Linked DNA regions of Homo sapiens: region 1 is linked to region 2. Evidence: read pairs that join two places in POLR2A ChIA-PET (ENCODE). Cell type or tissue: K562. All regions are shown on one strand. Links, peaks and the distances in the headings refer to the core of each region. The heading gives the core; the rest is flanking DNA.

Region 1 (5,000 bases), core at 1-5,000, 370 kb after region 2:
CCTCATCTCCTCCCCTCCCCCTACAGACTCCTAACTCCCGGCGCCGTGGTTCTCTTTCCCCAGGTAAGCCTCAGCCGGTGCTGCAGGCAGTCTGACTCGCAGTCCCTCAAGTGACTTCCAAGGAGCATCTGTAGAAAAGAAGATGGCCCAGGTCCTGCACGTGCCTGCTCCCTTCCCAGGTCAGGGGACTCAGGGAAGAGGGCCCTGCCCCGGGGAGCTTCAGTTCTGGAGGCCTGAGGGGGCTGGGGACCTTGCCCTGGGGACTTTGAGGGTGGGACACAGCCCAACAATTAGAGGTCTGAGGGAGGAGGCAGAGTCCTGCCCTGGGAGGGTCTGAAGGGGGAGGCAGAGTCTTACCGGAAAAAGGGGGTAGTCTAAGCCGAGGGATAGAGCCCTGTCCTGGGGGATTTGAGAGGCGACATAGCCTAGCGCCGGGAGTCTGAAGGGGAGGCATAGCCCTGCTCTGGAGGGTCTGAGAGCAGACGCGGTTGAGTACCAGGTGGGCTCCCATCTCTTCGGCAAATAAACCCCAACTCTCCCCAGGCATCAGTCTTCACCCTGAGAATGGGGACAAGAGGATTCAAAGGTCCTGGTGTTTCTCCCATCCCCAGGGACCCCTGGCCCAGCCTCCCCACCTGCCTTCCCTGCCAAGGACCCCGATCCACCCTACTCCGTGGAGACCCCCTATGGCTACCGCCTGGACCTGGACTTCCTCAAGTACGTGGATGACATCGAGAAGGGCCACACGCTGCGACGCGTGGCAGTGCAGCGCCGCCCCCGCCTGAGCTCGCTGCCCCGTGGCCCTGGCTCCTGGTGGACGTCCACTGAGTCGCTGTGCTCCAATGCCAGTGGGGACAGCCGCCACTCAGCCTATTCCTACTGCGGCCGTGGCTTCTACCCTCAGTATGGTGCTCTGGAGACCCGCGGTGGCTTCAATCCGCGGGTGGAGCGCACGCTGCTGGATGCCCGTCGCCGTCTCGAGGACCAGGCGGCCACACCCACCGGCCTGGGCTCCCTGACCCCCAGTGCGGCCGGCTCGACAGCCTCCCTGGTGGGCGTGGGGTTGCCACCCCCGACACCACGGAGTTCAGGACTGTCCACACCGGTGCCTCCCAGTGCCGGGCACCTGGCCCACGTGCGGGAGCAGATGGCGGGTGCCCTGCGGAAGCTGCGGCAGCTGGAGGAGCAGGTGAAGCTGATCCCTGTGCTCCAGGTGAAGCTCTCGGTGCTCCAGGAGGAAAAGCGGCAGCTCACAGTACAACTTAAGAGCCAGAAGTTCCTGGGCCACCCCACAGCGGGCCGGGGTCGCAGCGAGCTCTGCCTGGACCTCCCCGATCCCCCAGAGGACCCAGTGGCACTGGAGACCCGGAGTGTGGGCACCTGGGTTCGAGAACGGGACTTGGGCATGCCTGATGGGGAGGCTGCCCTCGCCGCCAAGGTCGCTGTGCTGGAGACCCAGCTCAAGAAGGCGCTGCAGGAGCTGCAGGCAGCTCAGGCCCGGCAGGCTGACCCCCAGCCCCAGGCCTGGCCACCGCCGGACAGCCCGGTCCGCGTGGATACAGTCCGGGTGGTAGAAGGGCCACGGGAGGTGGAGGTGGTGGCCAGCACAGCCGCTGGCGCCCCCGCACAGCGGGCCCAGAGCCTGGAGCCTTACGGCACAGGGCTGAGGGCCCTGGCAATGCCTGGTAGGCCTGAGAGCCCACCTGTGTTCCGCAGCCAGGAGGTGGTGGAGACAATGTGCCCAGTGCCCGCTGCAGCTACCAGCAACGTCCATATGGTGAAGAAGATTAGCATCACAGAGCGAAGCTGCGATGGAGCAGCAGGTAAGCGGTCGCAGGCAGGCAGGGGAGAATGGCTTGGGGGGGGGGGGCCTCTTTCTTCCCATGGCTCATCCTGGACTCTCAGAACGCCAGGGTCCAGGCAGGGTGCGGTGGCGCATGCCTGTAATCCCAGCACTTTGGGAGGCCGAGGCGGGCAGATCACTTGAGGTCAGGAGTTGGAGACCAGCCTGGCCAACATGGTGAAACCCATCTCTACTAAAAATACAAAAATTAGCCAGGTGTGGTGGCGTGCGCCTGTAAACCTCAGCTACCCAGGAGGCTGAGGCAGGAGAATCGCTTGAACTAGGGAAGCGGAGGTTGCAGTGAGCTGAGATTACACCACTGCACTCCAGCCTGGGCAACAGAGGGAGACTCTGTCTCAAAAAAAAAAAAAAAAAAAAAGAATGCCAAGGTCCAGCCCCAGCCCCCGACCTTCCACCAGACACATCAGTCCAACTCTTAGAGTCTCTGTCTTATCATCCACAAAAGGAGGAGAATTGTGCAGCCAACCCTCAGGGCTGTAGCAACCATGCAGAGAAATTAGGTGACTGCCACTTTGTCAGTATCCAGAAAGTGGGAGGTATTTGGGGGAAAGTTCCCCAAGGCTGTTGGTTTACCAGGCAGAAACCTCCCTGTTTATTCAGTAAGTGGCAGGAATCAATCTCGGAGCTGTTCAAGCAGTGAAAAGGAAATGTGTTATTACGTAACTGATGACAGCTTCAGGCATGGCTGGATCCAGGTGCACAAATATCTTGTTCTTGTTGTCGTTATTAAGAGATAGAGTCTCGCTCCATTGCCCAGGCTGGAGTGCAGTTGGTGTAATCATGGCTCACTGCAGCCTTGACTTCCTAGGCTCAAGCAATCCTCCCGCCTTAGCCTCCCAAGTAGCTGGGTCTACAGGCATGCACCACTGTGCCTCGTTAATTTTTTTTATTTTTTGTAGAGACAAAGTCTTGTTATGTTGCCCAGGCTGGTCTCAAACTTCTGGGCTCAAATGATGCTCCTGTCTTGGCCTCCCAGAGTGCTGGGATTACAAGCATGAGCCACCACGCTGGCCTCAGTGCTCAGATATCATCAGGAATCTAACTTGGTGCCTTTCTCTTCTTGTTTTCCCTGGGAGCTTCTCTTTCAGGCAGGCAAGGGAAAGTGACCTCACTGCTCCAGGCATCTGTCTGTCCAGTTTAGTGGAGAGGGAGATCCTTAATCCAAAGAGCACCAGTAAAAATCCCAGAGGGGGCCCTCATTGGCTGGCCTGGGTCATGTGCCCATTGCTGAGCCAATCACGGTGTCCCTGTCTGCCTAGCCATGGACGCCGGGGGTAGGGGAGCCCCACCCAAGCCCTGTGGCCTTTGAGGGAGGAAGGGGGTGCTTCCCAGAGGAAGTACTGAGTCCTCATGCCAGGAAAGGGGATGCCGGCTGTGCAGAATGTCAGCTGCTGGGTTGTCCTGAGGTCCCTGGGAGAAGCCACCCAAATGACTCATAATAATGACAGCTGGGCCGGGCGCAGTGGCTCACGCCTGTAATCCCACACTTTGGAGGCCAAGGCAGGTGGATCGCTTGAGGCCAGGAGTTCAAGACCAGCCTGGCCAACACAGTGAAACCCCATCTCTATTAAAAATACAAAAATTAGCCGGGCGTGGTGGCGCACACCTGTAGTCCCAGCTACTCCGGAGGCTGAGGCAGGAGAATCGCTTGAACCCGGGAGGCGGAGGTTGCAGTGAGCCAAGATCACACCACTGCCCTCCAGCCTGGGCGACAGAGTGAAACTGTATCTCAAAATAATTAATAATAATAATGACAGCTGGCTGGGCACGGTGGCTCACGCCTGTAATCCCAGCACTTTGGGAGGCAGAGGCAGGCAGATCACTTGAGGCCAGGAGTTCAAGACCAGCCTGGCCAACATGGTGAAACCCTGTCTCTACTAAAAATACAAAAATTAGCCGGGCGTGGTGGCCGGCACCTGTAATCCCAGCTACTTGGGAGACTGAAGCACAAGAATCGCTTGAACTTGGGAGCCGGAGGTTGCAGTGAGCTGAGATTGTGCCACTGCACTCCAGCCTGGGCAACAGAGTGAAACTGTGTCTCAACAATAATAATGACAGCTGTTCTTCTGGAAACATGGTCAGGGAGGCTCTGCCAGGTGCGTTCAAACTCATGCTGTGTGATACTGGTGAGCAACATCACCTCTCTAGCCCTAAACGTCCCTATCTGTGAAGTGGCATGATAATGCTCTCCACCTCTAGAGAGGTGGAGAATTTATGAATTAATGCACACGGTTAAGTACTGGTTGCTGCTTCTGCTGATAATGTTCTGGTCAACCTGTTCATACCTGGGGAAACTGAGGCTTAGGGAGGAGATTCATTTGTCCTGTGTCACACAGCCAGGAAGTGGCTCAACTGAGCCAGTATCCAAACCCAGAACATCAGGCCTGTAATCCTAGCACTTTGGGAGGCCGAGGTGGGTGGATAACCTGAGCTCAGGGGTTCAAGACCAGCCTGGCCAATATGGCGAAACCCTGTCACTACTAAAAATACAAAAATTAGCTGGGCGTGTTGGCACACGCCTGTAGTCCTAGCTAGGCTAAGGGAGGAGAATTGCTTGAACCTAGGAGGCGGAGGTTGCATTGGGCCGAGGTCGCACCACTGCACTCTAGCCTGGATGACAGTGAGACTCCATCTCAAAAAAAAGAAAAGAAAAGAAAAAAGAAATAAATAACCAGGACAGCTTGAATCTGCAGCAGGGCTCGAAGGTAGGGCCCAAGTTCTCATCCCAGCCTCAAATGTCAGGTGGCCAGAGCCCCTACCAACAGACTGGAGGGCACAGGCTGGAGGGCAGGGACCCAGCTGTGTTTTCTCGCCGGCCCGTGTTGTTCCTGGCCAGCTCTGGACACCACCCGCCTGTTCTGTGTCTATCCCAAACACCAGGTCCTGAGGTTCTGGCCCCCTGCCAGAGGCTCCGCCTGGCCCAGCCTCGGAATCTCTGAGAGGCAACCACCATTCCAGACGTGCCTCCCAGAGCAGCTGAGAGGCCTTCTGCCTGCAGGACAAACAGACATAGCGATGTCCACCTTCTTTGCATTCAAGCTGCTGCCTGAAAGTTCTTCCTGGAGTCTCATTTTATTCCCTCTTGCTGCAGCCAGCCCCAATCTCTGCCTTGCTTGAGCCAAGCTGGAATGTCTTA
Region 2 (7,295 bases), core at 964-5,963:
CCTCCTTAGCCTCCCAAAATGCAGGATTACAGGTGTGAGCCATCATGTCTGGCCAACTGTTATAATTAAGCAGTGATCTTTCCAAAATGCAATCCTGGCCAGGGGTGGTGGCTCACACCTGTAATCCCAACACTTTGGGAGGCTGAGGCGGGCAGATCACTTGAGATCAGGAGTTCGAGACCAGCCTGATCAACATGGCAAAACGCTGTCTCCATTAAAAATACAAAAATTAGCTGGCATTGTGGCGGGCGCCTGTAATTCCAGCTACTCAGGAGGCTGAGACAGGAGAATCACTTGAACCCAGGAGGTGGAGGTTGCAGTGGGCCGAGGTCGTACCACTGCACTCCAGCCTGGGCAACAGAGCAAGACTCTGTCTCAAGCAAACAAACAAATCCCCAAAATGTAATCCTGAGTTTGTTCCAGCTGCCATTTACCGTCACTTCTGATCCTGGCCCATGAGGCAGGGGCCAGAATCATCCTTGCTTCTCAGAGGCTATTACAGAAGCTCAGACGTGTTTTTGTGGGTTTTTATTTTTTAATTTTTTTTGGTACAATATTTATCTTAGATTGGACGGCTTAACCACTGTGACCAAGGTAATTTCTAGGAAGTGGCAGTCCCTCAATCTTAACCACAACAGTCTAGGGAGGTCACAGCCGCGCTCTTCTCACTGACTCAGAGGCACCAGACAGGCAGGAGTCTGAATCAGAGGTCACCATCATAGCCCAAGGACCCCGTTCTCATGGCCCAGAGCACAGAAAGAAGAAGTGACACATCCAATGTCACACGAAGACTGAGTGGCAGGGGAGGGGGGATTGTAACTCAGGCTCCCTCCTCTACATCAGCCAGACACTTCTACCGAGCACCAAGGACCAAAGCTCTGTGCCAGGCAGCTGGGGACCCAAGGACACTAGGAGGAATAAATCAGGGTGGGCGCTGGCCCTCAGGGAGCTTCTGTCTTGCTGAGGAGACAACACCAGCCAGCACTCAGCCATCTTAATTAATTATTTTATTTTTTTCTTTACTTTTCTGTTTTTTAGACAGGGTCTCACTCTGTTGCCCAGGCTGTCAGGCTGGAGTACAGTAGTGTGATCACAGCTCACTGCAACTTCCGTCTCCGGGGCTCAAGCAATCCTCCCTCCCACCTAAGCCTCCTGAACAGCTGGGACTACAAGCACACACCACCACACCTGGCTAATTTTTTTTTTTTTTTTTTTTTTTTTTTTTTTTGAGACGGAGTCTCGCTCTGTCACCCAGGCTGGAGTACAGTGGCGCAGCCTCGGCTCACTGCAAGCTCCGCCTCCCGGGTTCACGCCATTCTCCTGCCTCAGCCTCTCCGAGTAGCTGGGACTACAGGCGCCCGCCACCACGCCCGGCTAATTTTTTTTTTTTTTTTTTTTTTAGTAGAGACGGGGTTTCACCGTGAGACAGAGTCTTGCTCTGTCGCCAGGCTGGAGTGTAGTGGCCTGATCTTGGCTCACTGCAACCTCCACCTCCCAGGTTCAATTGATTCTCCTGCCTCAGCCTCCCGAGTAGCTGGGACTACAGGTAAGTGCGCCACCATGCCCAGCTAATTTTGTATTTTTAGTAGAGACGGGGTTTCACCATGTTGACCAGGATGGTCTCGATCTCCTGACCTCGTGATCCACCCACCTCGGCCTCTCAAAGTGCTGGGGTTACAGGCGTGAGCCACTGCACCCAGCCAATTTTTGTATTTTTTGTAGAGAGGGGGTTTCACCACTTTGTCCAGGCTGGTCTTGAACTCCTGGGCTCAAGCAATCTGTCCATCTCGGCTTCCTGAAGTGCTGGGATTATAGCCATGAACCACCGCACCCGGCCTAATTTATTTATTTTAAGAAATGGTGTTCGGGCATGGTACATCACGCCTGTAATCCCAGCACTTTGGGAGGCCAAGGCGGGCAGATCACCTGAAGTCAGGAGTTTGAGACTAGCCTGGTCAACATGGTGAAATCCCTCCTCTACCAAAAAATACAAAAATTAGCCAGACACGGTGGTGTGCACCTATAACCCTAGATACTTGGGAGGCTAAGGTGGGAGAACTGCTTGAACCCGGGAGGTGGAGGTTGCAGTGAGTCGAGATCACACCACTGCACTCCAGCCTGGGCAATGGACTGAGACTCTGTCTCCAAAAAAAAAAAAAAAAATGCCGGGCGCGGTGGCTCATGCCTGTAATCCCAGCGGTTTGGGAGGCCGAGGAGGGCAGATCACGAGGTCAGGAGATCGAGACCATCCTGGCTAACACGGTGAAACCATCTCTACTAAAAACACACGCACAAAAAAATTAGCCGGGCGTGGTGGCGGGCGCCTGTGGTCCCAGCTACTCGGGAGGCTGAGAGGCAGGAGAATGGTGTGAACCTGGGAGGTGGAGCTCGCAGTGAGCCAAGATCGCGCCACGGCACTCCAGCCTGGGCGACAGAGCAAGACTCCATCTCAAAAAAAAAAAAAAAAAAAGAGAGATGGAGTCTCCCTAGGTTGCCCAAACTGGTCTTGAACTCCTGTCCTCAAGTGATCCTCTCACTTTGGCCTCCCAAAATGCTGGGATTACAGGCATAGCCACCACACCAGGTTCAGCCATTTTTGGAAAGATGCCTTTTAACCTGCAAGAAACGAGACAGCAGAGTCCCTCAGGCAAGTGGCAGGGTTTCATCTCTTCTCGATCCTCCTGAGCAACCAACCACTCCTGATTTCAGCTGTCACAGACACTATCATCTTGCCACTCTGCTTGTCAAACTAGAGGCTGAAAAAGGGACTGGCATTCTCATGCAGCCAGTAGGCTGTCTGTCACTTGACACTCAGGCCATGTCCACTTCCTAAACAGCATCCCAGGCCAAGAATCATGAATAAGAAGGTGAGATACCTGCCTTACCAATAGCAAAACATACAGTCATCAAAATAGTAACACACTGGCTCAGGGTCAGGTGTGGTGGCTCACACCTGTAATCCCAGCACTTTGGGAGGCTGAGGCAGGTGGATCACCTGAGGTCAGGAGTTCAAGACCAGCCTGGCCAACATAGCGAAACCCTGTCTCTACTAAAAATACAAAAATTAGCCAGGTGTGATGGTGGGCACCTGTAATCCCAGCTACTCGGGAGGCTGCTGAGGCAAGAGAATCACTTGAACCCTGGAGGCAGAGGTTGTAGTGAGCCGAGATTGCGCCACTGCACTCCAGCTTGGGTGACAGAGCAAGACACCGTCTCAAAAAAAAAAAAAAAAGGACATTGACATTGACTCAGGGTAAGGTGTGGTGGCTCATACTTGCAATCCCAGCACTTTGGAAGGCTAAGATGTGAGGATCACTTAAGGCCAGGAATTCAAGACCAGCCTGGGCAACATAGCAAGGCCCCAACTTAAAAAAAAAATACATAAATTAACCAGGCATGGAGGTGTACGCCTGTAGTTCCAGCTATTTAGGAGGCTGAGGTGGGAAGATCCCTCGAGCCCAGGTGCTGGAGGCTACAGTGAGCAATGATCACACCACGGCATTCCAGCCTGAGCCTGGATGATGGAGTGAGATCCTATCTCTAAAATAAAAAAAAATAAAAAAAAACCAAAACAAAACATTGGCTCGGGAAAATATCAAGAGAGAAAGTAGAAACAAATACAAAAACAATATAGCATTGACTCAGGAAAATACTGAGGGAATCCAAGAACAAATTCAGGAAGATTTATTTAAGAACATAATATAGGTTCAAGGTCGCATTGCAACTTCATGGAAAAGGAGGTGTTATTTGCCTTGTCAGTTTGCACTAGAATGAGACAAAACCTGAACCCTACCTTAGACCACATACAAAAATAAATTCCGAAGGAATCAAATATTTCAGGGAGGCAGGATGTGGTGGCTCATGCCTGTAATCCCAGCACTTTGGGAGGCCATGGTGGGTGGATTGCTTGAGCCTAGGGGTTCAAGACCAGCCTGAGAAACATAGTGAATCCCATCTCTACCAAAAATAAAAAATAAAAATAAAAAAGTAAACAGGCATGGAGGTGCTTATCTGTAGTTCCAGATACTCAGGGGGTTGAGAGGGTGGGGTGGAGAGGGTGGGGCAGGGGCTAAGGTGGGAGGATCACTTGAGCCTGGGAGGTCAAGCCTGCAGTGAGTCATGATCATGCCACTGTACTTCCGCCTGGGCCACAGAGTGAGACCCTGTCTCAAAATCAATCAAGCAAGCAAGCAAGCAAGCAATCACAGGGAAAGATGCAAATGAACATCCACACAAAGACCTGTGGAGGGAAGGCAAGATTTCTCCTCTACCCTCTTAGATCTCTGGCGGGGCCTAAGACTTAAACTGACATTTGATCAATTAATAGGAGAAAAGCATAGAAATATATTTAACATAAGTTCTATGGGACATGGGAGCCCTGAAAAGGAAGACCCAAAGAAGCAGTTACAGTCAAACACTTATTTACTGTATTAGACAAACAGTAGAAAATTATGGATGGACATGGTGGCTCATGCCTGTAATCCCAACACTTTTGGGAGGCCAAGGTGGGCGGATCACCTGAGGTTGGGAGTTTGAGACCAGCCTAATCAACATGGAGAAACCCCACCTCTACTAAAAATACAAAAATTAGCCAGGCATGGTGGCACATACCTGTAATTCCAGCTACTTGGGAGGCTGAGGCAGAAGAATCACTTGAACCTAGGAGGCAAAGGTTGCAGTGAGCTGAGGTCGCACCACTGGACTCTAGCCTGGGCAACAGAGCCAGACTTCTCAAAAAAAAAAAAAAAAAAAGTAGTAAATTATAGATGGGCGTGGTGGCTCATACTAGTAATCCCAACACTTTGGGAGGCCAAGGTGGGAGGATTGCTTGGACCCAGGAGTTCAAGAACAGCCTGGACAACACAGGGAGACCCCATCTCTAAAACAACAGAAAATAAAATTAGCTGGGTGGCACGCACCTGTAGTCCCAGGTACTCAGGAGGCTGACGTGGGAGTTTCGCTTGAGCCCAGGAGTTTGAGGCTGCAATCAGCTATGATTGTGCCACTGTACTCCAGCCTAGGCAGCAGAGTAAGGCCCCGTCTCTAAATAAATATATAAATAAATTTTAAAATTATAAATAAATATTATAAATAAAGTTTTAAAAGGGTAGTAAATTATGAAAATGTGACAAGACAAAGGGGTTTGGGCTAGAGCAGTTAATGGTGGAAAAATAACTAGAAAAATAAGGGTTCATTTAACAAGGTTTGTTTGTACATTTTTTCCTCAGCTTTGACTCCCTGTCTTCTGGTGATAAGAATTGTACGCTCTAGGGCTGGGCGCGGTGGCTCAGGCCTGTAATCCCAGCACTTTGGGAGGCAGAAGCGGGTGGATCACTTGAGCTCAGGAGCTGGACACCAGCCTAGGCAACTTAGTGAAACCCTGTGTCTACCAAAAATACAAAAAAATTAGCTGGGCATGGTGGTGGGCGCCTGTGATCCCAGCTATTTTGGGGACAAGGCGAGAGGATCGCTTAAGACTAGGAGGTGGAGGTTGCAGTGAGGTTGCAGGAAGTGGATATCACACCACTTCGCTCCAGCCTGGGCAACAGGATGAGACCCTGTCTAAAAAGAATTTTACTTTCTTCCTGGGATGGGGAGGGCATCTTCCATATGGGGGTTTATCTCGTTTTCCAGAGAAAAGAGGGAGGTCAGAGTGCTTTTCCTGCACCTACTGTTTTTCAAGTGCACTTAGCTGAAACAATCCATATGCCAAAGTGGCATATTTTGGAGTGGTGTCATCTGCCACCCTCAAAATGAAAGAAATGGTTCATAACAGCTCTAATAATTGTTCAACAACCGGCAACAATGCAAAAAACAGGTCACTAACAGGTGAAAAGATAAACAAAGTGTGGGACATTCATATAACAGAATACAACTGAATAATAATCATGCCTATAATCCAAGCACTTTGAAAGGCCAAGGCAGGTGGATTGCTTGAGTCCAGGAGTTCGAGACCAGCCTGGGCAACATGGCAAAACCTTGTCTTTACAAAAAACACAAAAATTAACTGGGCGTGGTGGTGCACAGGTGTAATCCCCGCTACTCGGGAAGCTGAGGTGGGAGGACTGCTGGAGCCTGGGAAGTTGAGGCTACAGTGAACCATGATGGTGCCACTGCACTCCAGTCTGGGTGACAGAGTGAGACCCCATCTCAAAAGAAAACAAAAAAGAAACAAACTGCTGACATATCCAACAACACGAGTGAGTTCCTTTTTTTCTTTTTTTTTTTTTTTGAGACAGAGTCTGGCTCTGTTGCCCAGGCTGGAGTGCAATAGCGTGATCTCGGCTCACTGCAACCTCCGCCTCCTGGTTTCAAGTGATTCTCCTGGCTTGGCCTCCCAAGTAGCTGGGATTACAGGCGCACACCAACACATCCAGCTAATTTTTGTATTTTTAGTAGAAATGGGGTTTCACCATGTTGGCCAGGCTGGTCTTGAACTTCTGACCTCAAGCAATCCACCCGCCTTGGCCTCCCAAAATGCTGGGAACATGAGTGAGTTTCAAACATCTTATGCTGGGGAAAGAAGCCCAGCTCAAAAGGCTACACGTTGTATGATTCAGCTTATATGACTTTCTGAAAAAGACAAAGTTACAGGAACCAAAAACAAATCAGTTAGGGCCAGGGGCTGGAGTAGGGGACAGAGCACAAAAGGGCAAGAGAAAAATTTCTTTTTTTTCTTATTTTTTTTTTTTTAAGACTGAGTCTTGATCTGTCACCCAGGCTGGAGTGCAGTGGCACAATCTTGGCTCACTGCAGCCTCCGCCTCCCGGGTTCAAGTGATTCTCCAGCCTCAGCCTCGCTAGTAGCTGGGACTTCAGGCGTGTGCCACTATGTCTGGCTAATTTTTGTATTTGTAGTGGAGACTACAAGGGGTCTCACCGTGTTGCCCAGGCTGGTCTCAAACTCCTGTCTTCACGTGATTCGCACACCTCGGCCTCCCAAGGTGCTAGGATTACAGGCATGAGCCATCACACTCGGCTACTGGTAAGAGGAAATTTCTTAGGGTGATGGAAATAATTGTCTTGATTATGGTCATGTTTTAATGATATACCTGTATGTCAAAACATGCAATTTCGGCCAGGCATGGTTTAAATATGAGCAGTTCATGTTCAGTCAATTACATCCAACAAAGCTGGGAAGGAGGGAAGTAAGAGAGGGAAGGGATGAAAGGAGAGAAAAAGAGAAAACTAATGTGGCAATCATGAACAAAATGAAAGATATATACATCCTGTGACTCAATGTCTTTGTTTTTTTTTTTTTTTTGAGATGGAGTTTCACTCTTGTTGCCCAGGCTG

Evidence for each region. Peaks named below come from ENCODE experiments on the same cell type or tissue, not always from the same donor. Only the 100,000 strongest peaks of a DNase experiment are listed, where the experiment ranks them.
Region 1: POLR2A ChIA-PET joins it to region 2 with 5 read pairs; 1 of 35 experiments calls an interaction of 5 or more read pairs at or near these places.

The regions. Positions count from the first base shown.
Region 1 is chr19:11,189,654-11,194,653 of GRCh38, reverse strand. KANK2 (KN motif and ankyrin repeat domains 2) reads left to right here. Exons shown (of 13, transcript NM_001136191.3): 3 at 64-179; 4 at 612-1,823. The coding sequence starts at 143. Among named protein-coding and RNA genes, the nearest start is that of KANK2, 5.4 kb to the left of the region's middle. RefSeq lists a silencer at 3,129-3,178 and enhancers at 4,234-4,733, 4,734-5,000. In K562, for the core only: no CTCF peak of the experiment used is centred there; DNase peaks (open chromatin) are centred at 3,093 and 4,753.
Region 2 is chr19:11,561,809-11,569,103 of GRCh38, reverse strand. No RefSeq gene overlaps it. Among named protein-coding and RNA genes, the nearest start is that of ELOF1, 6.2 kb to the right of the region's middle. RefSeq lists an enhancer at 682-771 and a silencer at 1,182-1,231. In K562, for the core only: a CTCF peak has its summit at 3,729; DNase peaks (open chromatin) are centred at 4,043 and 5,236; H3K4me3 peaks cover 259 bases.